Regions from separate parts of the Homo sapiens genome. Here all the other regions are linked to region 2. Evidence: chromatin loops called from intact Hi-C (ENCODE). Cell type or tissue: PC-3. All regions are shown on one strand. Region 1 has its middle 360 kb from the start of OTOL1. Region 2 has its middle 63 kb from the start of OTOL1. Region 3 overlaps LINC02067 (long intergenic non-protein coding RNA 2067).

Evidence for each region. Hi-C counts contacts between places; a loop is a spot of excess contacts. Peaks named below come from ENCODE experiments on the same cell type or tissue, not always from the same donor. Only the 100,000 strongest peaks of a DNase experiment are listed, where the experiment ranks them.
Region 1: it touches region 2 in a loop (8-fold over the local background); 12 of 110 quality-filtered maps call a loop at or near these places.
Region 3: it touches region 2 in a loop (4-fold over the local background); 4 of 110 quality-filtered maps call a loop at or near these places.

What each region holds. Positions count from the first base shown.
Region 1 is chr3:161,848,685-161,856,684 of GRCh38, reverse strand. No RefSeq gene overlaps it. Among named protein-coding and RNA genes, the nearest start is that of OTOL1, 360 kb to the right of the region's middle. In PC-3, CTCF peaks have their summits at 2,378 (motif pointing left) and 4,517 (motif pointing left); DNase peaks (open chromatin) are centred at 2,234 and 4,534; H3K4me3 peaks cover 502 bases; H3K27ac peaks cover 2,998 bases.
Region 2 is chr3:161,556,239-161,564,238 of GRCh38, reverse strand. No RefSeq gene overlaps it. Among named protein-coding and RNA genes, the nearest start is that of OTOL1, 63 kb to the right of the region's middle. In PC-3, CTCF peaks have their summits at 3,596, 3,804 (motif pointing left) and 4,641; DNase peaks (open chromatin) are centred at 3,768, 4,638, 4,858, 5,808 and 1 weaker place; H3K4me3 peaks cover 1,056 bases.
Region 3 is chr3:161,439,226-161,447,225 of GRCh38, reverse strand. LINC02067 (long intergenic non-protein coding RNA 2067) reads right to left here. Exons shown (of 4, transcript NR_102265.2): 3 at 3,530-3,625; 4 at 1-382. Among named protein-coding and RNA genes, the nearest start is that of LINC02067, 17 kb to the right of the region's middle. In PC-3, no CTCF peak of the experiment used is centred here; a DNase peak (open chromatin) is centred at 3,015; H3K27ac peaks cover 2,131 bases.

The DNA of each region.
Region 1 (8,000 bases), 290 kb before region 2:
CTCAGCCAGTGACAGCACCAACTGGACACAAAACCATCACAAAAAAACAAACTTCATTTCAAATAACTGTGGATATACCCCCTTGTTGATTTCAGGGCTCAGACCATCTTGTGTCTGTGATCACTTCTAGACAAGTCTCAGGTGTTGAGAGTATCTCCCACAGTTACAAATGAAACAAACAACAAACCTGCAAAGCTGCATGTCCACTCAGGAAAGTATACATTTTCAGTGTCAAGTCCTTTTTTAATTTATAAACTTTATGTTTAATACAACTTTTAGGTTCATAGCAAAATTAATCAGAAGGTACAGAGATTTCCCATGTACCCCTAACTCCCAATATGCAGAGCCTCCCCCATTATCAACATACCCCACCAAAGTGGTACATTTGTTCCAATTGATGAACATACATTGACACATCATTACTATCTAAAGTCTACAGTTTAAATTAGGGTACACTCTAGGTGTTGTATATTCTATGGGTTTTGACAAATATATAATGACATGTATCAACCATTGTAATATGGTATAGAAGAGTTTCATTGCCCTAAAATTCCACTGTGTTCTGCCTATTCAACCTGCCCTTTCCCCTAACCCCTGGCAACCACTAATTTATTTACTGTCTCCATAGTTTTACCTTTTCCAGAATGATATAGAGTTAGAATCAAACAGTATGTAGCCTTTTCACATTGGCTTCTTTCACTAAGTAACATGCATTTAATGTTCTTCCATGTTTTTTCAGGGCTAGATAGCTCATCCTTTTAGTGTGGAATAATATTCCATTGTCTGGATGTACCAGTCTATTTATCCACTCACCTACTGAAGGACATCTTGGTTAAAGTGCATTTCATAGCCCGGTATATGGTCTCCCTTGATCAATGTCCACGTAACCTTGAGAAGAATGTTTAATCTGTTGTTGGATGAAGTAGTCTACGGATGTCAATTAGATCCAGTTAATTGATGGTGCCATTGAGTTCAACTGTTTTACAGATTTTCTACCCACAGAATCTGTCCATTTCTGATAGAGAAGAATTAAAGTCTCCAAATATAATGGTAGATGTATCTATTTCTCCTTGCAGTACTATAAGTTTTTGTTTCACATGTCTGGGCGCTCTGTCATTAGGTGCATACACGTTAAGGATTGTTGTATCTTTTCTTGGAGTATTTACCCCTTTGTCATTATGCAATGGCCCTCTTTATGCCTAATAATGTCCTTTGCTCTGATGTCTGCTCTCTCTTGGATTAGTATAGTCAGCCCTCTGTATCCACATGCTCTGCATCCTTGAATTCAACCAACCAGGGGTCAAAAATATCCCCAAAAAGGGAATGTGATTGGAGGGATCATGGTGGATGGGAGGCAGGACTAGATTGCAGCTCTGGACAGAGCAGCATGTGGAGGCTTGCTTGTGAATTTTAGCTCCAGACTGACTGCAAGAACAAACCAGCAACCCTGAGAGGACCCACAGACCCTCAGAAGAAAGCAGACTGCTCCTGCAGGAGCCGGGAGACACTCCAAATACTGTAAGTGCTCTAACTGCAGAAGTGGGAAAGGGAGACTCTCCTCTCCTGAACACACACCCACACTGGAGAAGTTGAAGGTCTGTGGGAGAAGTTCCTGACTTTACCTGGAGCTGAGTCAAGTTACAGAGCTGAGCTGAGGAAAATACAGGGGCAGAGGAGGCAGCAGGGAGGCCACGGGAACTCACTGAATCCCCAAGCAACCCCATTCCTGCCTGGAACCACAGGGATCCATCAGGAAGGGGGCCAGAGGAGCAGGGGGTAAAACTCCATTGGGATAAGAACTTCCCAAGGTGAACTTTGTAATAATTTGAGTGGGGAGAGAAACCTCCTGGCCAGAACATGGGGAAGGATGCAAATCCGGCTTGCAGACTTCACAGGACGGGGAAGAACTAAAGCCCTTTTCTTTGGCAGCTGGGAAGCAGGAAGCCTCATGCAAGTTTTCAAACCTGACTCACCCTCTGCCTGGAAACAGACTCGGGGCTGTTGTGGCAGGGGAAGGGCGGGAGTGAGACCAGCCCTTCAGTTCGCATGGGAGCTGGATGAGGCCTGTGACTGCTAGCTTTCCCCCACTTCCCTAACAACCTGCATGAGTCATCAGAGGCAGCCATAATCCTAGGTACACAACTCCAGTGACCTGGGAATCTCACCCTATCCCCACAGCAGCATCAGCAAGACCCGCCCAAGGAGAGTCAGAGCTCAAACACGCCTAGTCCTGCCCCCACCTGATGGGCCTTCCCTATCCACCCTGGTAGCGGAAGACAAAGGACATATAATCTTGGGAGTTCTAGGGCCCTCACCACTGGTTCCTCCCCATACTAGTATAGCTGATGTTTTCTGGAAAGCGCCACCTGCTGGCAAGAGGCCAACCACCACAAAAATACAGTATTAAACCACCAAAGCCAAGAACCCTCATGGAGTCCATTGCACCCTCTGCCACCTCCACAAAACAGGCACTGGTATCCACGACTGAGAGACCCATAGATGATTCACATAACAGGACTCTGTACAGAAACCCCCAGTACCAACCCAGAGCCAGGTAGACTCACTGGATGGCTAGACCCAGAAGAGAGACAACAATCACTGCAGTTCAGCTCACAGGAAGCCACATCCACAGGAAAAGGGGGAAAGTGAGAGGAGGTACCAGTTGGGCTTCCTGGGCCAAGTAGGGGCTCAGAAAGCTGTGAAACTCACTCATTTCCTGCATCCGGACTTACTTCGGTCCTGGATGAATAATATTGAAGATATATGCTTAAAATATTCCTAACACCACGATTTGTGCATGTGTTTTCTTCCCCAAGAAAGCTATAAACAGCAAAAATTTTGCTGTTAGTGTCCCCGTGTCCTCTCTCCCTCTCTCCCTTCCCCCTCCCCTGAAACTAAAGTAGAGGGAATGTTAACTGCCCATTTTTCTGTGACCAGCAGACCTTATCTACACTCCCAATTCCAATTCTTTGTAAACATACTTTGTAAAGTCCCGTAAGATCCTGTCTCTTTTGCCATGCCGCTGTAAGGTCATAAAGTAGATAAAGCCTAAGTTGCAATTCTGATTTTCCTCAAAGTCTAAGACATATCACAAAACAATTTACTGCCTTTGTTTCTCACTCCTGTAACAAGCTTCCCGCCTCATGTATCTCCCAACTTAAAACGTTTGAAAGGCGAATACCCAAACTAGCAGTGGCAACCTGTTTGAGACCCCTTCCACACTGTGGAACCTTTGTACCCTTGCTCTGCTCAATGAAACCTACTGCTCACTCTCTCTCAGTCCAGGTCTCTATCATTTGCCATGGTCAGCCACCGCACCAATTCTTGGTGTGGCTAGGTTAAGAACCTTAGGTGTTACATTTGGGGAGCCAGCCAGAAGACTCCAGGAAATGCATCCCAATCACCACGAAGTGAGCACCATGGACCTCTTTCATTTGCTATTCTGTCCTGTCCTTCCTTAGAATTCAAAGGCTAAACACTGGGCACCTGTCTGCCATTTAAAGGGGATTAGTGTGGCTGCCGGACTAAAGACACGAGTGTCAGGCTGTCTGGGAAAGGGCTCTCTAACAACCCCCGACCCTTCGGAGTCAGGAGCATTGGTTTGCCTGGAACCAGTTCTAACTCTTTCGCTTTCCATGGTGGTCCCGAAATACACCCAGGAGCACTCAGCGGACGTCCTGGTCTCCCAGATATCCTGGTTGATACTATGGCCCCGCCAGAGGCTCCCCCTGCATGGGTTACTGAGCATGAGACAGCCACATCTTCTGACTCCTGCCTCCTGGGTCCTAATGCCCACCAGTTAGACTTTGTCCCTCAACTCATAAGCAAGATTATTCCCACTAGGCAGGATCGAGATTCCCTATTTAGAAGCCTTAAATTCTTGGGGTGGTGCCCAGAAGATCCCTGTTCATGGTGCCCTCCAGGGTTTAGGCAGTTGTCGCCATTTGATGGCTATTTTGAAGGGCCAGTTCCCCAGCATAGTGTATGGTCCCCCACATCAGGACAATTTAAACAGGTCTGTAATTTTCATGTGGATAGGAGAAGCCTTAGAGCATTTCCTCCATTGCTCCCCGGATAGACTTTCCCCTTCCTTGGGGCCTCTCAAGTACAATCTGTGGTGCACAGGCATGGGTCTTAGAGCTGTTGAATTGTTGTTTCAACCATTCAATAATTGGTATTGGATGGAAGAAAATATAGTCAGTTGGGACACAGGATACTGGTACCCCCTTGAGAGAGAGGCTTACTCCTTTGATGGCAAGTGGGGACAGAAGGCTAAAGTACAGCAGCTGTTCTCTCGGCCCTGGCCTAGAGGACATCCACCAACCTCTTTAAGCTTACTAAGCCTCCTGTCGCTGATTCAGAGATTTCTCCTTGAAGGACAGTTTTATGGCCAGGCCCACGTAAATTGGGCCTTAGCATGCAAGCATCAGTGGTGCCCCTGACCCAGGCCTTGCCATCTTGGAACAGGTAGGATGCATTGGCAAAAGGACTACAATAAATCCAACCATCCTCGTGCCCCATCTAGTGGCCTATGGGCGCATGGCAGGAGACAAGGACAGTTTCCATTCCGTCAGTAAGCATGGTTAAATCTGGCAAATGGGAGGCTCAAGGGCGACCATGCACTTCAAGCACAATTAGACTTGACCCTTGGGGGATGCCCTAAGGGAAGATGAGTCCCTAAGACTAACCAGGTTGCGGGCATCCCTGTGTTTAAAATTTCAAATGGGCACCACACCTTCAAAACCGGACACTCCCTTAAGATGTATCCTGAATAACTGGGACAAATTCGACCCAAGACCTTAAAAAAGAAGTGGCTGATTTTCTTCTGTACCAATGCCTGGCCACAGTATTCCTTACAAAATGGAGAAACTTGGCCCCCTGAGGGAAGTATTAATTATAACACCATTCTACAACTAGATCTTTTCTGTAAATGGGAAGGTAAATGGAGTGAAGTCCCTTATGTACAGGTTTTCTTTGCCCTTCGTGACAATATTGCCTTGTGCCAAGCCTGCAAGCTTTGCCCAAATGACAGAGACCCACAATTGCATCCATACTCAGGGTCTCCTCCCATTCTCCTTCCTCACTCACTCTCCACCATCAGGCCTCACCAAAGTGTTAGAGGCACCCCGAAAAGAAAACACAAGCTCCGCGAACCACATACCCAAACTATGTCCCTTACAAACAGTAGGAGGGGAATTTGGGCCCACCCGTGTACATGTCTCTTTCTCACTCTCAGATTTAAAACAAATAAAGACAGATTTAGGGGAATTCTCGGATGATCCCCATAACACTATATAGATGTCTTACAAGGGTTAGGGCAGTCCTTTGATCTAGCATGGAGGGATATCATGTTGCTCCTTGATCAGACCTTAAGTCCTACTGAAAAGGAGGCAGTTTGGCGGCAGCCCAGCAATTTGGAGATTTATGGTATCTCAGCCAGGTAAACAATTGAATGATCCTGGAGGAAAAGGAAAAATTCTTCACAGGGCAACAGGTAGTCCCCAGTGTAGACCCCCATTGGGATACCAACTCAGATCATGGAGATTGGAGCAACAGGCACTTCCTGACTTGTATCTTGAAAGGGTTAAGGAGAACTAGGAAGAAGCCTATGAACTACTCAATGCTATCCACAATTACACAGGGAAAAGAGGAAAATCCCTCAGCCTTTCTAGAAAGGCTGTGGGAGGCTCTAAGAAAGCACACCTCCCTAACTCTGAATTCCCTGGAAGGCCAACTTATTCTAAAGGATAAATTTATCACCCAATCAGCAGCTGACATTAGGAGAAAAGTCCAAAAGCCTGCTTTAGGCACAGAACAAAATTTGGAGACATTATTAAACCTGGTAACCTCGGTGTTCTATAACAGGGACCAAGAGGAACAGACCAAAAGGGAAAAGTGAGATAAAAGAGAGGCTGCAGCCTTAGTCATGGCCCTCAGACAGGCAGACCTTGGTTGCTCAGAGGAAACCAAAAGAGGAGCAGGCCAATTGCCTAGTAGGGCTTGTTATCAGTGCAGTTTGCAAGGACACTTTAAGAAAGATTGTCCAACAAGAAACAAACCGCCCCCTCACCCATGTCTAATATGCCAAGGCAATCACTGGAAGGTCCACTGCCCCAGAGGATGAAGGACCTCTGGACCAGAAGCGCCCAACCAGATGATTCAGCAACAGGACTGAGGGTGCCCGGGGCAAGCACCAGCTCATGCCATCAACCCACACAGAGCCCCGGGTAAGTTTGACCACTGAGGGCCAGGAAGTGGACTTCCTCCTGGACACTGGTACAGCCTTCTCAGTTTTAATCTCCTGCCCCAGACGACTGTCCTCAAACTCTGTTACTATCCGAGGAATCTTACCAGGTATTTCTCTCACCTCCTCAGCTGCAGTTGGGAGACTTTGCTCTTTTCACATGCCTTTCTTATTATGCCCGAAAGTCCCACACCCTTATTAGGGAGGGTCATATTAGTCAAAGCTGGAGCTATTATCTACATGAATGTGGGGAACAAATTACCCATTTGTTGTCCCCTACTTGAAGAAGGAATCAACTCTGAAGTCTGGGCCTTGGAAGGACAATTTGGAAGGGCAAAAACTCCCCATCCCGTTCAAATCAGGCTAAAAGACCCCATCGCTTTTCCTTATCAAAGGCAATATCCCTTAAGGCCTGAAGCTCACAAAGGATTACAGGATATTGTTAGACATTTAAAAGCTCAAGGCTTAGTAAGAAGATGTAGCAGTCCTTGCAACACCTCAATCCTAGGAATACAAAAACCAAATGGTCAGTGGAGACTAGTGCAAGACCTCAGAATCATCAATGAGGCAATAATTCCTTTATATCCTGCTGTACCCAACCCCTATACACTGCTCTCTCAGATACCAGAGGAAGCAGAATGGTTCACTGTTCTGGACCTCAAAGATGCCTTCTTCTGCATTCCCCTGCACTCTGACTCCCAGTTCCTCTTTGCCTTTGAGGATCCTACAGACCACACGTCCCAGCTTATGTGGATGGTCTTGCCCCAAGGATTTAGAGATAGCCCTCATCTGTTCGGTCAGGCATTGGCCCAAGACCTAGGCCAATTCTCAAGTCCAGGCACTCTGGTCCTCTAATCAAGGTTACAAAGTGCCTGGGACAAAGGCCCAGCTCTGTCTACAACAAGTTAAATATCTAGGCCTAGTCCTAGCCAAAGGAACTAGGGCACTTGACAAAGAGCATATTCAGCCTATACTGGCCTATCCTCACCCTAAGACATTGAAACCATTGTGGGGGTTCCTAGGAATCACTGTTTTTTGCCAACTGTGAATTCCTGGACACAGTGAAATGGCCAGGCCACCCTATACCCAGATATAGGAGACTCGGAAGGTGAATACTCATCTAGTAGAGTGGGAACCGGAGGTGGAAACAGCCTTCAAAAGTTTAAAGCTGGCCCTAGTACAAGCTCCAGACCTGAGCCTCCCTACAGGACAAAATTTCTCTCTATATGTCACCAAGAGAGCAGGAATAGCTCTTGGAGTTCTTACTCAGACTCGTGGAAAAGCCCCACAACCAGTGGCATACTTAAGTAAAGAAATTGATGTAGTAGCCAAGGGCTGGCCTCACTGTTTACAGGTGGTTGCAGCAGTAGCCATCTTAGTGTCAGAGGCTATTATAATAATATAAGGAAAGGATCTCACTGTCTGGACTACCCATGATGTAAGCAGCAGATTAAATGCTAAAGAAAGTTTGTGGTTCTCAGATAACAGCGTACTCAAATACCAGGCACTACTCCTTGAGGGACCAGTATTTCAAATACTCACATGTGCGGCCCTCAACCCTGCCACTTTTCTTCCGGAGGATGAGGAACCAATTGAGCATGACTGCCAACAAATTATCACCCAGAGTTATGCCACCCAAGAAGATCTCTTAGAAGTCCCCTTAGCTAACCCTGACCCTAACCTGTACTCTGATGGAAGTTATTTGTAGAAAATAGGGTATGAAAGGCAGGCTATGCCATAGTTAGTGATGCAGCAG
Region 2 (8,000 bases):
GAACTAATAAATTTGTGGTTTATAAAAGAAGGGAAAAGTAAAACTAAGATTTCTTTTATCTTTTACATATTACAATCAAAAGCTGCAATAAAGCATCTATTCCTAGTCATCACAGAGCCTCATTTTTAAGTTAGCCACCATTTTGTTTAAACACAAAAATAGGAATATCTAGAGTACCATTTTGGCAATCTACTTTGAGATCAAAGTATGAGGAAGCTCAGGCCAGCCTTAGGAGCCAGTCCAAGATTTCACTGTTATATAATAGATCCAATATAAATTTTACTTGCCAAGCTTAATATTAATTTCTGGGCCTATTTCAGATAAAAATTATCAAAGGTATTGAGTGAAAAAGGCATTGTCAAAAGTATTAGGTTAAAAAAGGCCACCAAAATTCAACTGTCATGCAGGTGGGAAGTAATTTTCCTGATAGCGATATAACCAGGCAACAATTTTTTCTGTGGAATATTTACATATTTTTTAACATTGCAGATATTGGTCACATGATTTTTTCCTTCTCAGAGATACTTGTTGCTGTTTTATATAACTCAAGAACCCAAAAATGTATTATTCTAGTGAATGAAGTACAGGTTTACAATGTGAGTTTTAGAAACTAAGATCTTTTTATATCACTGAAGTTTTGTGGAGTAACTTAAAAATTCTTTTTAGGATACTCAACAAATGCACTTTATTTGCCAATCATGAGATTTGTTGTACATCAAAGAACATGACTGGATATATGGAATATTAGAAGCCAAGTATGAATTCGCGAGCCATCGTTAATACAATTTTACTATTCTTGCTCCTCTGTTCTTACATGGTTATCAGATAAAGAGCAGAAGTAAGCAGACCCCATTCAGCCACAGTTTCATTTTAGTTCACTATAATTCTTACAAGGCCCAGTTCTATTTAATTGCTACTTCTAATTATAAAGTAAACCCTGGGTTGACTCTTATTTTCCCTATTACCAAGGCTCTGTCTAAAATTGTTTTTTTTTTTCCTCTTTTAAGTGCAATTTACCTTTAAACTTTCATTTTTAAATTAAAAAAAAATAATGCCCTGGAAACCTCTTTAAGACTGCATATATGACATATTGTAGTCAAGCTCAAATGCTATCTATATAGCTACCTCACTTTTTCTACAATGGAGAGCTTACTCAGAAGATCACTCTTTGTCTTCACTGATTAACCAAATGCCAATGGCCCAGCAGCTTTCTTTAACAGTTGAAGAACAAGGAAGTTCATGCATCACAAGAATGCTAAGATAACCAAATCTTGAACAAGTGAGACATCCAGGGCTGCTGCTTCTTCTCAAACATGCTGGTGTCTGCAATACTGTGCCCTAGTCTCAGAAAATTAGCAGATTTACAAATGTTAATAAAATGAAGGTGGATGGAGATGTGAAGGAACAGTCTTATTACCTAGGTTGGTATCTCTCCGCTGCTACATTCATAAAATGAATACCAATGCTTCAGTAGATGTGGAGAACAGATCAGCCTACCTCCCACCCATGTACCAAAGGTCCCTGCGGGGATACTTGCATTTGGAGGCTATAGGAAAATCCACTTTAGAATTCCACAGAATTGAATTTAAATCCTGTCTCTGAGATGAAACTTCTCTCATCCTCAGTAAAATGTCACTAGTGTGTCTACTTTACAGTGTTGTGAGGATTAAATGAAATAAAGCATCTACAAGCACTTAATACATGGCAGATGTTTGATTATATATATATATATATATATATATATATATATATATATATATATATATATTTCAAAGTGCAAAAGACTCAGCTTACTTCCAGGAGATAGCTATGATGTAGGTCTACAGGAGCGCACAGCAGGACACTTGAGCCTTATAGGATAACTTGGCTTGTCCTATCTGCAAGAACTCTCACCACAGAAGTGTAGAGAACTTAATTGGAAGAAAGCAAAATCAAGCAATTAATATTTTCTGTAATAGACATTTCATAATCATAGTGTTGCATAAAAATCCATAGTGCACATTTCAGCGAAAGAGCTACAACACTCCCAGCATCTCTCAAAATTTTACAAAACAATCAGCTGCCTTGCAGAAGCTATCTGCTGGCATTATAGCTCTGGAAAACTGATTCAACCTTCAAGCTCTGAGTTCATGGGTCTTTGAGGCTGCCCAAAAGATACCCATAAAGTCCAGACCTATCACCTAGAAGCCACACATTGCTTCCAAGCACACAGAGAGGAAAGCCTCAGCATCCCGTTTCATGCCACCTGCCATTTCGGCTCTCCTCAGTAATTCCTAGTGGCTCTTCCTTCTCCGAGGCAGACATGAAAGCAGATTGGAACAGACTCCAAAACTCAGGCTGCCTTTCCTGCTACTCACCCTATAGCTGCATGGGCAATACTGACAGCACACAGAGCCAGGCCCACTGTGGACCCTTAGTAAGTGTTTGTTGAATGAATATGCATCACGGTGGTCATTGGGACCAGACCCAACCAGTTGTGAATCATGGCCTAGCCCTTTACCTTCTTGGAATTCTGTCAAAGAGAGACTCTAATCCAATTAGGGAATCAATACCCAGAAAATATCAGAGCTGTTACAGCCATGCTTTTTTGTTCTTATTATTCTGTGACATTTTAATACCTTCAAACGACATAAAAACAATAGTAATATAATGAAGCAACCTAAAATTAATGAACAGATTGATGTGACTTAATAAATGATACACAGACTCAGAAAGTAACATAAAATAAATTCGGAAAGTTACTAGTGTTTTTTTTTTTCAAACCATAAACTAACATAAGGGAGACAGAAAGACCTTTAGAAAGGACAAGTACATTTAATATAATTTTGAAATTCTTGTTTCTGAGACACTTATTTTTAAAATAATAAAGTTTAAGTTAAATATAACAACATCAAAACAACTTGCAAAGTTAGTGTCTTAATTGGGGCAAAATCAAATTTAGTTATCTTGGACCCTGATGGGCTCCTCCGTCTCTCCCTGTAGGGAGCACAGAATGAAATGGTGCATGCCAAATCAATCTCCCTAATTGCTTTGGTCACTATCACATGCAATTTGGACACATCTTGCTAAATAACATCCAAAGGCCAAAAAAGATATGACATTGAGAGTAATCCAGCTCCATGGCTTCCCTCATGCTAGTGTGATTTGAAGGACAATGGTCTGTTTCGTCAACTCTGAAGGTGTGGAAGTACCACAATGTAGGAAAATATTCACAAACGTCCAGAATGTCAGAGCCGGAAGTGACCTTGGAATATTACTAATCCTATCTTCATTCTGTAGACAAGGAAAGTATTCAGTTTTACTCCCTCTCTGTGCACCTGTAACAAGAGATTTTTATCTTTGTAGCAGTAATCATTGACCTGCTATGGTATCTATATGTAACATAGATAGTGTAAATTGATGAGATATGCATATATCTATATGCTGCATACTATAGTATCATCGACACATCTTTTCTATCCTTTTCTCGGCCTCTCCCTGACTCACACACACAATCAACCATTGTTTGAAATTTTTGACCATTTTATTCATGTATGTGGTTCTGAACTTGTCAGGAACTCAATTTGACTTCATTGAATTAAATTACAGAAGAAGGTTCAAATAATCCCCATATTTTGAATTCACAGCAGTCTCAGTGATTCTTTCGAATTCTGCTTGGACTCTTCATTTGGTCTGTGTCCAGGCCCTAATTTTGGGGGTGCGGATCTTGTAGCGCTGCCTGGAGAGCATGTATAGGAATTTTGGCTGCCTCCACCGGGCTGGCTCAGTAGCATCTGCAGAGCAACACTGCCATCTGCTGTGAAAACCTTCAAAGCAACTAAGAAAAATCTGCCAAACACTGATTTGTATTTGCGATGCCTTTGTTCTTCAAAACGCAAATCAAACTGCAATTAATCAACGTTTATTAAAATTAATTCTAACACATTCATTAACTTTTAAGGGAATTACAAGGCACGTGGCATCACTGAATGTCTACATGAAGTGTTCTCTCCAGGAGACAGAACAACACTAATAGGATGGGAGGCTCTGAATCGGGGGACCCAAGATGCTAAAGCGCTAGGTTGCTTACACACACAAAAAAAATTCTTAACGTGCCTTTTAGTGAGGTGTGTAGAAGCCTTAGATTGAAACCACACATTACCTGTCAAATGTGCTTATCCTACCGCAGTCTACAAATCGTGTTGCCCCAACCTTTCCCAGAAAGGACATTCTGACCAAGACGCATAATTTAAGTGATCTGAGATGTCATTGAAGAATGTGTCCTCAGAGAGCAGGAAGTCAGAGTATTGATGAGTTATGTCTCTATGCCACCTTAATCTTATCTATTGAAAAACTCAAAAAGATACGTTTAAACGTCCTCAAGGAGTTAACCTCCATAGTATCTTCAATACCTTATAAAACAAGAACCAAACTTCAGGATTTCTCCCTCCTATATAAGGAAATCTATTTTTGTAGACCTACAGAAAGATTTTTATTTCTCTTTCTTTTAGGAAGTAAAATATTCAAAGATCTGAACATAAAAGAATAAACTGCTGGAGGTGGACAGAGCAGGAATAGGAAGAACAAGGTGGCTTTTCATTGGTTTGGGTTTTTTGATTTGGCTTTTGCAGGCATCAGAAGTTATACAACAGCGCCACTCTAGGGCTTTATGTGGAATAACAGGCAGCGTTCGCCAGTGCTATTTTCTTCTTGGGCCCTGTTTTTTCACAGAATATTATGCAAAAAGTTAACCTGGCACAAAATGTAGCAGCATTTTTGTTTTCACCTGTTTCATTTCGTTTTGAAGGTGCAAAGAGTCTTAAAACTTTATGCTGAGATATCAGAACTTACTATTTTATGAGTCAGAAGATGCTGACTAATCTTTTAGATGGCTTGAGTCAACTACTAATTATGTGTGCTCTTGGGCAAATTCCAGTAGCCTCCCTGGGTCTCACTTTCCCATCTGTAAAATGAATGGGTTGGTCTATAAATCTGCACCATTCAATATGGTGGCCAGTTGTCACAAGTTGCTATTTAAAATTAAATTTAGTTTAATTAAAAGTAAATAAGATTAAAAATTCACTTCCTCAGTTATATTAGCCAAATTTCAAATGCTCAATAGCCCCATGTAGCTAGTGGCTACTGAACTGGACAGCACAGATGCAGAATGTTTGCATCATAGCAGAAAGTTCTATTAGCACTGACATAGCTAAAATTTATGTTTCTTACCAAACTGAATTTACATGCTTATACCAAAAATATTTTAGGAACCAATTTAATCAAGGTGAACCATACAAACAACAACCATTTGAAAAGCAAAATAGAAGAGAAAGAAAGGGACAGAGAAAGAAAATGAGGTCCAGATTCCAGGCTTCCTGCCACATTCATTACTGCTATCTGATAAGCCACTCATGTTTTAATTCCAGTCTTCAAACCAACTCATCTGCAAAATGAGGAGAAATCAAGTGCCTGCATCCATAGTCAGCATTACAAACAAGGGAGGACCTAATGTGCAGCATAAATTTTCAAAGGGGACATCTCAGGAAAGAATTTGCTGACAATTCTGTGTTCGCTTGTGGAGCACAGCCCACACAGCAGGCTGCCTGGTTTTCTTAAGGACATTTAGGTGATTTTCTACCATTATACATAGAAGGTGCTTCTAACACATCAGTTATGGCTTGGATATTACAGTAACTCCAGCACAACCTGACCTGTCGCAGTGGACCTTGGCCACACTCCAGAGAGCAATGTGCTTGGGAACTGGCAGCACGCTGCAGAGGTCTTGCTGATGGTGTGTGCATATCCTCTGATTGGAACCACAGCATGACACCTGGGCTGCACACGGCTGCACCACAAAACCACTCTGCTGGTTCTAAAGCCACAAATGCTTGGCTCCTTCCAGCACATGCCTCTGCCAAGGATCTGGCCAGCAGTCAAATCTGCGGCAGTTAGCTTTCTCCAATGTTCCCTTCTGTAAGAGCAGGAGGTGTGGGAAGGGGGCAATCATGACAGTGACATCATTAAAATCTGGGGCTCATTCCTCAGTATTCGATACTCTGAGGGAAGCCTGATGCAGATGTCTAGATCATTTCTAGTTACCTGTTGAAAATGTCATAAGGGCTCCCATGGCTTTGAGCATGATGGCCTTAAAAGGGTATGTTGAAGTCAATATTATTTACTTTCTCCATGTCATCAAGCCATCATCTGTAAGGTGATACAGAATGCAGAGGAGATCAACAAGGTGTTGTCCCCCTCACCCTTTCCCCAGGAAATCCCTCTTAACTTTTCCGGATTACAGCCAGGCTGAGCACAATGTTTCCCGCAACCCAGCAGGGCTGGATTTGGCAAGAGTGACTAATGGGACCTGGCCAGGAGTCAGGTGAGGTGAGTGGAGCAGGGGCAGGTGGGAGGGTAGAAGATGTGCATTAAGGACCCTTGAGGCACAACATCAATAACATTGGGTAGAACAACCCTGTGAGGAAGAATCAAAGGGAGTAGGGGAGAGAGAGCCTTTTTCTGAGCAAAAGGAGCTGGCAAATTGTATTTGCATACACAAGGAGAACACAGACATGATCAGACTCCATGCATAATAGCTGCCTTACACTGGGATCTGCTCTGGGTGGAATGTGCCCGTCAGTCTCCTTGGACACACAAACACAGCAGAGAGTGATTGGGTCTATCTGCATTGTCTCAGACACAAAAGACAACGATAACCATTTAGACCTTTAAAACTCCTTTCCTTCTGACATTTTCTTTTTGGCATAGCTGAAAAAAAACAAACCACGGAATCTGACAGCAAGTTGTTTGGAAATTTGATGCTCATCCCTTGTGTTACCCAGATATTCTAAATTATCCTCATAGCAAAAATGACAAGAGTATCCTGTTCCCTGTAGAAGACATGGGGAGAGCAGAGAATTGCAAAGGAAAACTACATAAATGAACTCAGCAGACTGTTAGGGTTCACAGGGCCAGGGAAAGGATGAATGCATTCCTTAAGGTTGGAGATCTAGTGGATGGGAACTCCTGTTCCATCCAGAGCTGTGCTTTCTTCACAGCCACAAGCTGATCTGCCTTTTCTTGCCCCACAAAGGAAGGGACATGACCATAGTACTAGGATAGATAGAAACACAGCTGTGTCACAGATTCTGAAGCAAAGGCTATCCACAGCATTTTTTCATATCCTGTCATCAAGGACTCAGTGTTTCAGTTTTTTAAAAACAAACGAAATAAAAAGGTGGAGTGTGAGTTAGGAGAATGCATACAGAGACAAACACACACAAAATTATACACACTCTTAATGACAAGAATGATGCCCTGCCTCAGAGGCAATATAAGTATGGGGATTAAAGCAGTGCAAGTCATGGCCAAGGATCAAGAGATAAAGGCCTAATGACCACATTTGTCCAGACCACAAATGAATTTCCCTGCCGTGCTTGGGCCTTGACATAGTGGGCAACACAGACATCGCACTGCTGAAAGGTCATAAAAATAGCCTTTGCCCATGGCTCTGCTTTCTAATTCAGTGACAGGGAGATAATACAGGGATGTTTCAAAAGGCTTCATCACTCACTTCTACAACCACTTTTGACAGAAAATTCTCCTGCAGCCCACCAGATCATTGAACTCGATGAGATTAAAACAGAACAGATAAACAGTGATTTTATATAGCCATCAATCACCTGCTTTTGCTGCTCTTTTTTTTTTTTTTTTTTTGGTTGCTATGGCCATCATATTCCTTTCTTCAGCTCTCTTCCTGTTTTCCTTTCAAAAATGCTAAAATTGCATTAGAAAACACCCTTAACACTATTCTCTTCAAGGAAAAAACAAGTCAGTCTTATGCTATTAAAAAGTACCTGCTGGAATTAGAAGATTGGGAGGGAAATAGTCTTTTGTTTCTAACACCATCTCCTTTGTCTCTAGGTCTGCCCCTACTCAGTTGAGTATCCACCTAGAATAAATACCATTATTAGGGGATGATATTCGGCTACATGTTATCTCCACCAAAAATCATCTAAAGTTGA
Region 3 (8,000 bases), 120 kb after region 2:
ACCTGGTCAATTAAATGCAGCAGGCTGGCACTGTGAATTTGGACAAAGAAACAGGCAAAGTGGAGAATCCATTACAGTGGTGAAGGCAGCAGCAGCCAAGTCCAGTGTTCAGTGGCATTGGTGGTACTGATTGAAACTGAGATGTCTGAGTCCCTGTAGAGGCATCAGTGTGCTTCCCTGAGGTTGATCTGTGGTACAGTCTTGGCCATGGCTCTGCCTGCCTGGCCTGCCATTCTTCCTGCTGGCTTCTCAAGGCTTGTTCATCAGCCCTCCTGGAAACTCTGGGAGCAATCCTATGTTCTTTCAGTAAAATCCTTTTCTGCTTTAACAACTCTGACTGGTACACTTTCATTTTTTTCTTGCAGAAATTAATGGCAACTTCCTAAAAAAGTTGAAATGAATAAAAATTGTTTATATGAAATGAAAATGAACTTGATGACTGCTCAGAAATAAGAAATCCGAAGTTAATGAGAAAAAGAAGTTAAAATTGTAGTGATCTTTGACATAACACACTTTATTTATATCTCTTGTTTCTAATAAGTGCTTAATCACAAAGATGTGCATTGTTATAACTCTCTAGACAGCTGGAGGCTGCATTACCTCCTTGATCTTTAAGTAAAATCCCTTATACTAGGTAACTTCATAGCCAATGGAAAGCTAAAATTCTACCTCAACGTTTCTGCTAGGTCAGCAGCAACTGGCATCTGCCTGCCTCCTCCACTTCTAAGCTCTGATATCCCTACATTCTGCCCCATCCCAGTCAGCACTGACCCCATCTTAGCCCCTTTCCACATATCAAGCTTTTGTAATAGTAATAGATTTGATTGTATCTTTGGGAGGATTCCCATGGAGAGGTCACATCAAATAATGTGACCATCAACAAAACCTCTACCATTTTGCTGGCTCTTAATTTTTCCCTTTTTACTAAACAAAGCAGTTATGACCAATCTTTGAAGCTTTAGGACCCACTGACACCCTAACACCTTTAGGCAACCTGTTTACCCAATAGTAATTGTTGTACCTTGTTTTTGGTGTTCTTGTGCCACTTCTTTGTACTGACCCTCCCCAGTACACCAGAGGCATCTACATTGCCTTGAAAAGAATTAGAAAGGGAGATATGCGAAAAGAAAAAAACATGATTCAGGGTTTTTGTTTTTTGTTCACCTCTTGATTTCTGTTTTATATGTAAAATAGGTTATTAGGTGTCAAAGCAGGAAAGCCTTAAGGGAAACAGGACATGGAGTTTGATCCATAGAAATTCATTAGAAAAAAAATTGAAGGAGGCACAGAAAATTTACCCTTGAATCTCCATGGTGACTAAATGAAAGTTCCTGGGATAAGGAGGTGGCAGGAAGGGGAGAGTGTTCTGGAGCATCACCTGAGGGGAGGTAGGAAGAAGGGCTGAATTGTGGTGGGGGAGGAAAGGATAGGGAGTGAAAGAACAGAGTCACCATCAAGGAAAGCCAAGCTTCCAAAGCCTCTTCCACAGGGAGCCTGATAGAAGCTGAGCCAATGCCATCACCCACAGCCATTCCAGTAGAAGTCACAGGAAACACAATGACCACACTGAGGAACTATGTCAGTTTTCTTCCCATTGCTGATGGAAGACAACTTGTCATCCATGGATCAGCAGGACATTTATCTGGCACATACCATCCAAAATGTGCTGAATAGACATTGCTTTTTTTTTTTTTTTTTCCGAAAGTCCAGACTTTTCCGAAGTTTTCCAGAAAGAGGGGTCCTTAACACCAGGAAGCAGTTGGAAGTCTTGGAGGGGCAAGTGACCAAATCTCATATTTGAGAGAAACTGAGTAGCGACAAAATCTATCCCAGTTACACATTTATCAGTGTATGACTCTAGACAGAGTTTTCTCTAAAAGAGATTTGGGGGCCAGCTTTTAATATTACAGCATTTTGCCCACAGCAAATGGAATCAGAGCTACTCATCACTCATTTTGCCAGGTTAGAATAATTTTGTGCATAACAACACCAGAATTCCCCAGGACTTTGAACTGAATATGAGTCAAGTCTTCTCTTTTGTCCTCATATCAATGAGGGTATCTTTAGCAAGTCTGAATTACTGGTGTTATTTTTGTTAGCAAGGAAAAAAATTGCAAATCCAGATTCCTATTTTAAGGTTGTTTAAATAAAATAACTTTCAAAAGAACTCTGCCACATTGCCAGGAATCTATATATCACTATCTCCTTGGCTTTCCCATTTCCAGAGTACAAAAGTATATCTTCATCCAGTATCAAAAAGTTCACATACTTGCCCACCTCTAGCAACAGCTTAGTCAAAGAGCTTGTAATTTTTCAGTAGCACCCATTGTCACTGCAGAACCCGGAATCGAAAGATTTACCTTAAGTATGTAACCAAAAATATTTGTTATGTAAGTCAAGCCACAAGCGAGCTATTCTCATGCCAAAATTATTTTAAAAGTAGATTTACTTTCTTTTTCTCTCAAGAAAAGGAAAGTTCCATGTGACATTCAATCACTTATTACCAGATTTGCTCTTGGGAAAGCCAGTAAATGGTGGAATAGAGAAGAACTTTGTATCTTGCTCCCATCTCTTGACAAAACATCTTGAAATGATGCCGTTATAAATTTAACACTTTTCATAGCAGTAAGCAAAGCTTCCTTCAAAAATTTTGAAAAGGCTTTTGATGCCAATGCATGCCCATGTCAACAACAGTGAATCACCCTGACATGTTACCAAGCAGTAAAGCGCAGGGTGGTGCCAAGCATTACAGGGGTCCTGTCTGCACACAAGAAATTGAGATTTTTCTTTCAGGCAAATTTTGCTTGGCTAAGAAACACTGCATCATTTTGAAACTGTTGACAACCTTTACAGTTTCCAAAAGAGGTTCACAAAATGGGACTTCTTGGATAGCATCAGAATGCACACAATAGACAATCAATAGGAGCTGGCTACACTGAAAAACACTGTGGAAGAAACTAGTGTTGACTTTATGATCAGTCATGAAACATTAGGAGAAATGTCAACAGCTACATAGAGAATTGTGTAATTTAGGAAAGACACTACTTCAATTATCTTCCCTGCCCCATGCTACTCCTAGCTTGACTATTCCCAGGGCACACGGTTTCATCAAGATCTCTCGATGTGAGTAGTTTCTTTCTTTCCTGGTGCCCAATTAGCATTCTAACAGGCATCAAGTCAAGGCTTTTATTTAGGGTCAAATATGAGTGTGTATAAAATCCTGGCTGTTTCAAATCAAGTCTTTGTTTCAAGAAAAAGATTCACACTTTCCAATGAGTTTCAGAATGGTCAGACATGAAGTATCTCCTTGGTTTTGTTTGGGATTTGGGATACCATTGACAAGAACTCAGCCACACAGGAATCATGCCAGCTTTTGTGTTGGTGATAAAAGAGAAACCCAATGAAATATACATTTCATCATTTTAACCATGTGAGTATCTCAATTACAAAATATAAGCCTCTTCTCATTCCTGCTAGGCTGATAGAATGAGTTCAGTTTTCTGTTATAAGCAGAAACAGCTTCTCCCACCTCCTCAGGTTTCCAACACAGCTCAGAGCAGGCAGACGTTTCCAGCTCTCCCCATCCATGTTGGGTACTTCCACACATTCCCCCTTACTCTTCTTCCTAGAAGAAGAAGATTATCAATGGATAGGTCATTGGCCTGCATTTTATGAGCCGCTGAGGCTGCTTTTTCTTAAAAGGCTAGCAGCCATGTTCTGGTGTTTCTCTTCTATTCTGTTTTTTAGTCTAATTAGCACGTGTATGTGGCTCTGGTTCTTTGGAGCAAGTTCATAACGTTTTCTGCATTCCAGCAGCTCCTCCCTAGACTGGGAAGATAAGTCTGCTCAAAATCTTCTCTTCAGATCCAGCCATCTTAGTTCTGAAAAAGCCTGTTCAAGCCTCGGGCCTTAGTAGCTCTCCTGTCCTCTAACTTAGCTTACCAGAACAGCCATATTATAGAGGGATATTAGTCAAGGATTCAATCAGGAAAATAGAAAGCTCTCTAATTATTTAAAACAGAAAAGAACCTAATCCAGAGAATTAAGCTACTATACTATTGGAAGGCCTAGAGGAAGACAAGAGGGGAAAGTAATGTCTCTCAGAGACCAGGACCTGCAGGAGGCCACACTGGTCTGCCCTAAGCAGTGGGCAGCCATCACAGAGCACACATGCACTGCTGCTGCTGCCACTACTCCTGCCACTGGCACCTTGCAAGCATTCACAGGTGCATGTCAGCAATGCAGCTGGAACCAGAAGTCTAGGGCCTTCAAGTGACTTCTACCCGCTCCCTCTCATCACACAGGAGTCCATCCCATTAGAAGAACCAAACTGGAAACCAGCTGTCAAGGGGGTCTGGGAAAGGTGGTTCTCAGGAGTTCTGCCCCAGTGGTACAAGACAGGTATAGGCCTGAGTACTCCCAGACAATAACAGGTACATTGGTAATTATAATCATTTAATAAATAGTCATGTTGTTTTCTTTCTAGCTCCCAATCTTTGTGTATTGCCTTCTGCCAGAACTCTACAATAAAGGAGGAATGGAAGTGAAATTTGGGCAACAAACTCTATCTGAACCCTAATATTTTTTCTGCATTTGCCAAAAGCAGGTATAGCAATTTCAATGACTTATCATTCAAATCAGAGTAGTTTATTAATTTTGTAATAAAACCATACATACAGACACAAATTTTATATGAAGCAGTAAAAGAATATCCTATAACCCACACGCAAGAAAGTAATTTTGTGAACCTCTAATAATGGGGTGATTTCTGAGTTTCTGCTGAGTCCCGTGCTAAAGGTAGGCCAGAATGTGTGTTTGAAGAGAATGACAATTGAGAGAAAGGGGTGAAGGTTTGGGGGATGAGTTGGGGGGAAATTGTTTTATTTTCTACTGAAAGGACTGGATGGAGGAGAAAGAGAGAAAGAGTAGAAGAAGTAGGAGAGAGTGGCCAAAACAATTTTAAGAGCAGAGATGCCTAATACTCACTCTTACTTTGTTTGAAATGTTGTGATAATGAGTTTCCTTTTATATCCATACACATTGAGTGGGGTTTTAAAAGAAAACAAAGAGCTGATTTCACACTCAGATTGATGCCAGAGAGGAGGTAAAGAAAAAGTCACAAAGCACAGAATGGAGAACCAGAACTCAAGAAAGAAGAAATCAGACTCAGAGATGCCCCAAGGGTGTGTCCCTAGAGAGTCCACAAAAATCTTGGGAACAGCACTGGACTTTCCCACAGAGTGTGGAATAGAGACTAAGTCAAACCTTTCTAGATCTTAGGGAGAATGATACTTATGTTATACTTTTGTACACTTGACTCATAGGAAATTTGGTACAATAGGAGTTCCATTGCTATGAGCCTCAAGTGTCTGCTATGGTACCATTGGTAGACTGGGCTATCCTGAGCCAGCCCTTTTTTGTCACCATTGCATTATATCCATGGGCCTGGCATCTAGCTACAGATCACAGTAAGGAAAGAGAACACAGAAGCTTGAGCCAATTGTTCCTTTATAAAAGTCAGTTTTGCAGTTTTATATAGATCTAACATTCAAAATGGCCTATGGTCACTTAATAGGAATTCCACGGCTGGTTAGCAGTGGCTAGATTGGGGCATTAAAGTTAGCCTGGTATTTTTTCATTGTCTTCAAATATTATTGTGGCATAGACAGGCATGGGAAGTTAAAGTAAACTAAAATTACAAATGCCATCCAAAGGTGGGGAAAGGGAGATAAAAAGAGTATTACGTCCTGATTTCTTATCTTCTATTGAGATACCTTCCTATTAATTCTTTGCCTGAAATCACAAGCATTTATTAGATTCGAAAGATGTGCTTACTTAAGGGAAGAAAAATAGAGGTAACCTAGGCATTCAGAAGGAATCATCTAAGTTTGTATGTTTGTGCATCTTTGTGGTGAGTGTGTATATATTTAATTTGAAGAGTTTAGGAGTGTTAGGTTTTCCAAGCTACTATATTTATAGTCACATTTTATTTTCTTCAACATTTTCTAATTGTATGTTAGACCCAATATCAACAAACAAACAAAAATATTAATAATCATAATGGCAGAGCACATTTGCTTTAATTCTAATCAATAAATCTTAGATTATATGACATGATAACAATCCATTTTTAGCTCGTAAACAGTTGCAGTACAAGATATTTGAGCTGAAACAAACCACAATAATGTAATTTTATATATTAACATAAAACATTTTTTCATAATACCATTTTCTGAAAAACAGGAAGAAAATTTGAAAAAAAATTTTAAGTCTAAGTATTTGTATACCTGGTTTTTAAACTCCTGATATGTCCCCTAGAAGGTAACTCATTGGCCATGGCTTTAAAACTCCTGGCATAGTGTGTGCTTGGTGACAATGGATTGCTGTCTGTCAAAAAGCAGAAGGCTTGCATAGTGGAGAAAGGTTAAGAAAAGGCTGCAGTCAGATGGAGCTAGCACTAAAGACCCACTCAAGGAAGATGGACTTAATCCTACAAGTCAGCAAGAGCCACCTGCTACAGAGGAGCTTTTTGACAATGCAGTTTCTTGGGCACTACCTCAGATCTAATAAATCAGATCATCAGGGGCAGGGCCTGGGGATCTGTATTTTTCATGGCCCTCCAGGTGATTCTTACTCATGCTAGTATTTGAGAACAACTTCTTTAGGTGGCGATGGACTTTTGCAGGCATGGGGCTTTTATTTGCTATTTTTTTATTTGTTTAAAGCAGAGGGGTATAATAAAAACACAAATTTTAGTGTTTAGTGGTAGGCTGGGCACAAGGAGTCCTAGTAGGGCATTACTTTAATTGCCTAAGTAATGTGATGAGAATCTGAATGGTAAGGGAAACTGTAAAAACGGTTTGGATTTACTGTAAAAATGTAAAAATGGAATGGATGTGGCTTAATTAACAGCTATTAAAAATATTTTAAAATATATAATATATATAATAAATAGGCAAGAAGATTTAGTAAATTATTGGCTATGGAGAGAGAAAGAAATCAAAGTTAGACAATGACTTTCAGCCTTAATCAATTGATCAACAATGGTACCATTAAAAGAAACAATTAAGATTCATTGCATTAGAGATCAGAGTAAAACAGTATTCACTTGGCAATTATAAATATTCATTGAAACTTCAGAGAGGTTAAAATAAAATTATATATTCTAGATACTAGGCCCTTAGCAAATATATAATATGCAAATATTTTTCCCATTGTGGGTTGTATCTTATTTTTAAATTTTATTAATTTTTTTTTATTTTTTAGAGATGCGTCTTGCTATTTTGTCCAGGGTGGTGTCTCAAACCCCTGGGCCTCAAGCAATCCTGCCACCTAGGCCTCCCAAAGTGCTGGGATTATAGGTATCAGTCACAGCACCCAGCCTCATCTTTCTTGTGGGTTGTTTTTTCTTTCAACTTTTATTTTAGATTCAGCGGGTACATGTGGAGGTTTATGTGGATAAATTGTGTGTTGCTGAGATTTGGTGTACAAATGATCACATCACCCACATAGTGAGCATAGTCTCTGAAGGGTAGTTTTTCAATCCTGGCTTCCCCTACATCCTACCCCCTTGAGTAGTGCCCTGTTTCCATCTTTAAGTCCATGTGTACTCATGTGTACTCAATGTTTATCTCCCACTTATAAGTGAGAACATGCGGTGTTTGGTTCTCTGTTATAGGATAAATTCATTTAGGATAATGGTCTGCAGCTGCATCCATGTTACTGCAAAACACATGATTTTGTTCTATGTAATGGTTGCATAGTATTCCATCATGCATATGTACCACATTTTCTTTATCCAGTCCACCACTGATGAGCATCTAGGTTGATATTTGCTATTGTGAATAGTGCTTCAATGAACATACAAGTGCATGTGTCCTTTTGGTAGAACAATTTATACACCCAATAATGGGATTGTTGGGTCAAACGGTAGTTCTGTTTTCAGTTCTTTGAGAAATCTCCAAACTGCTTTCCACAGTGGCTGAACTATTTTACATTTC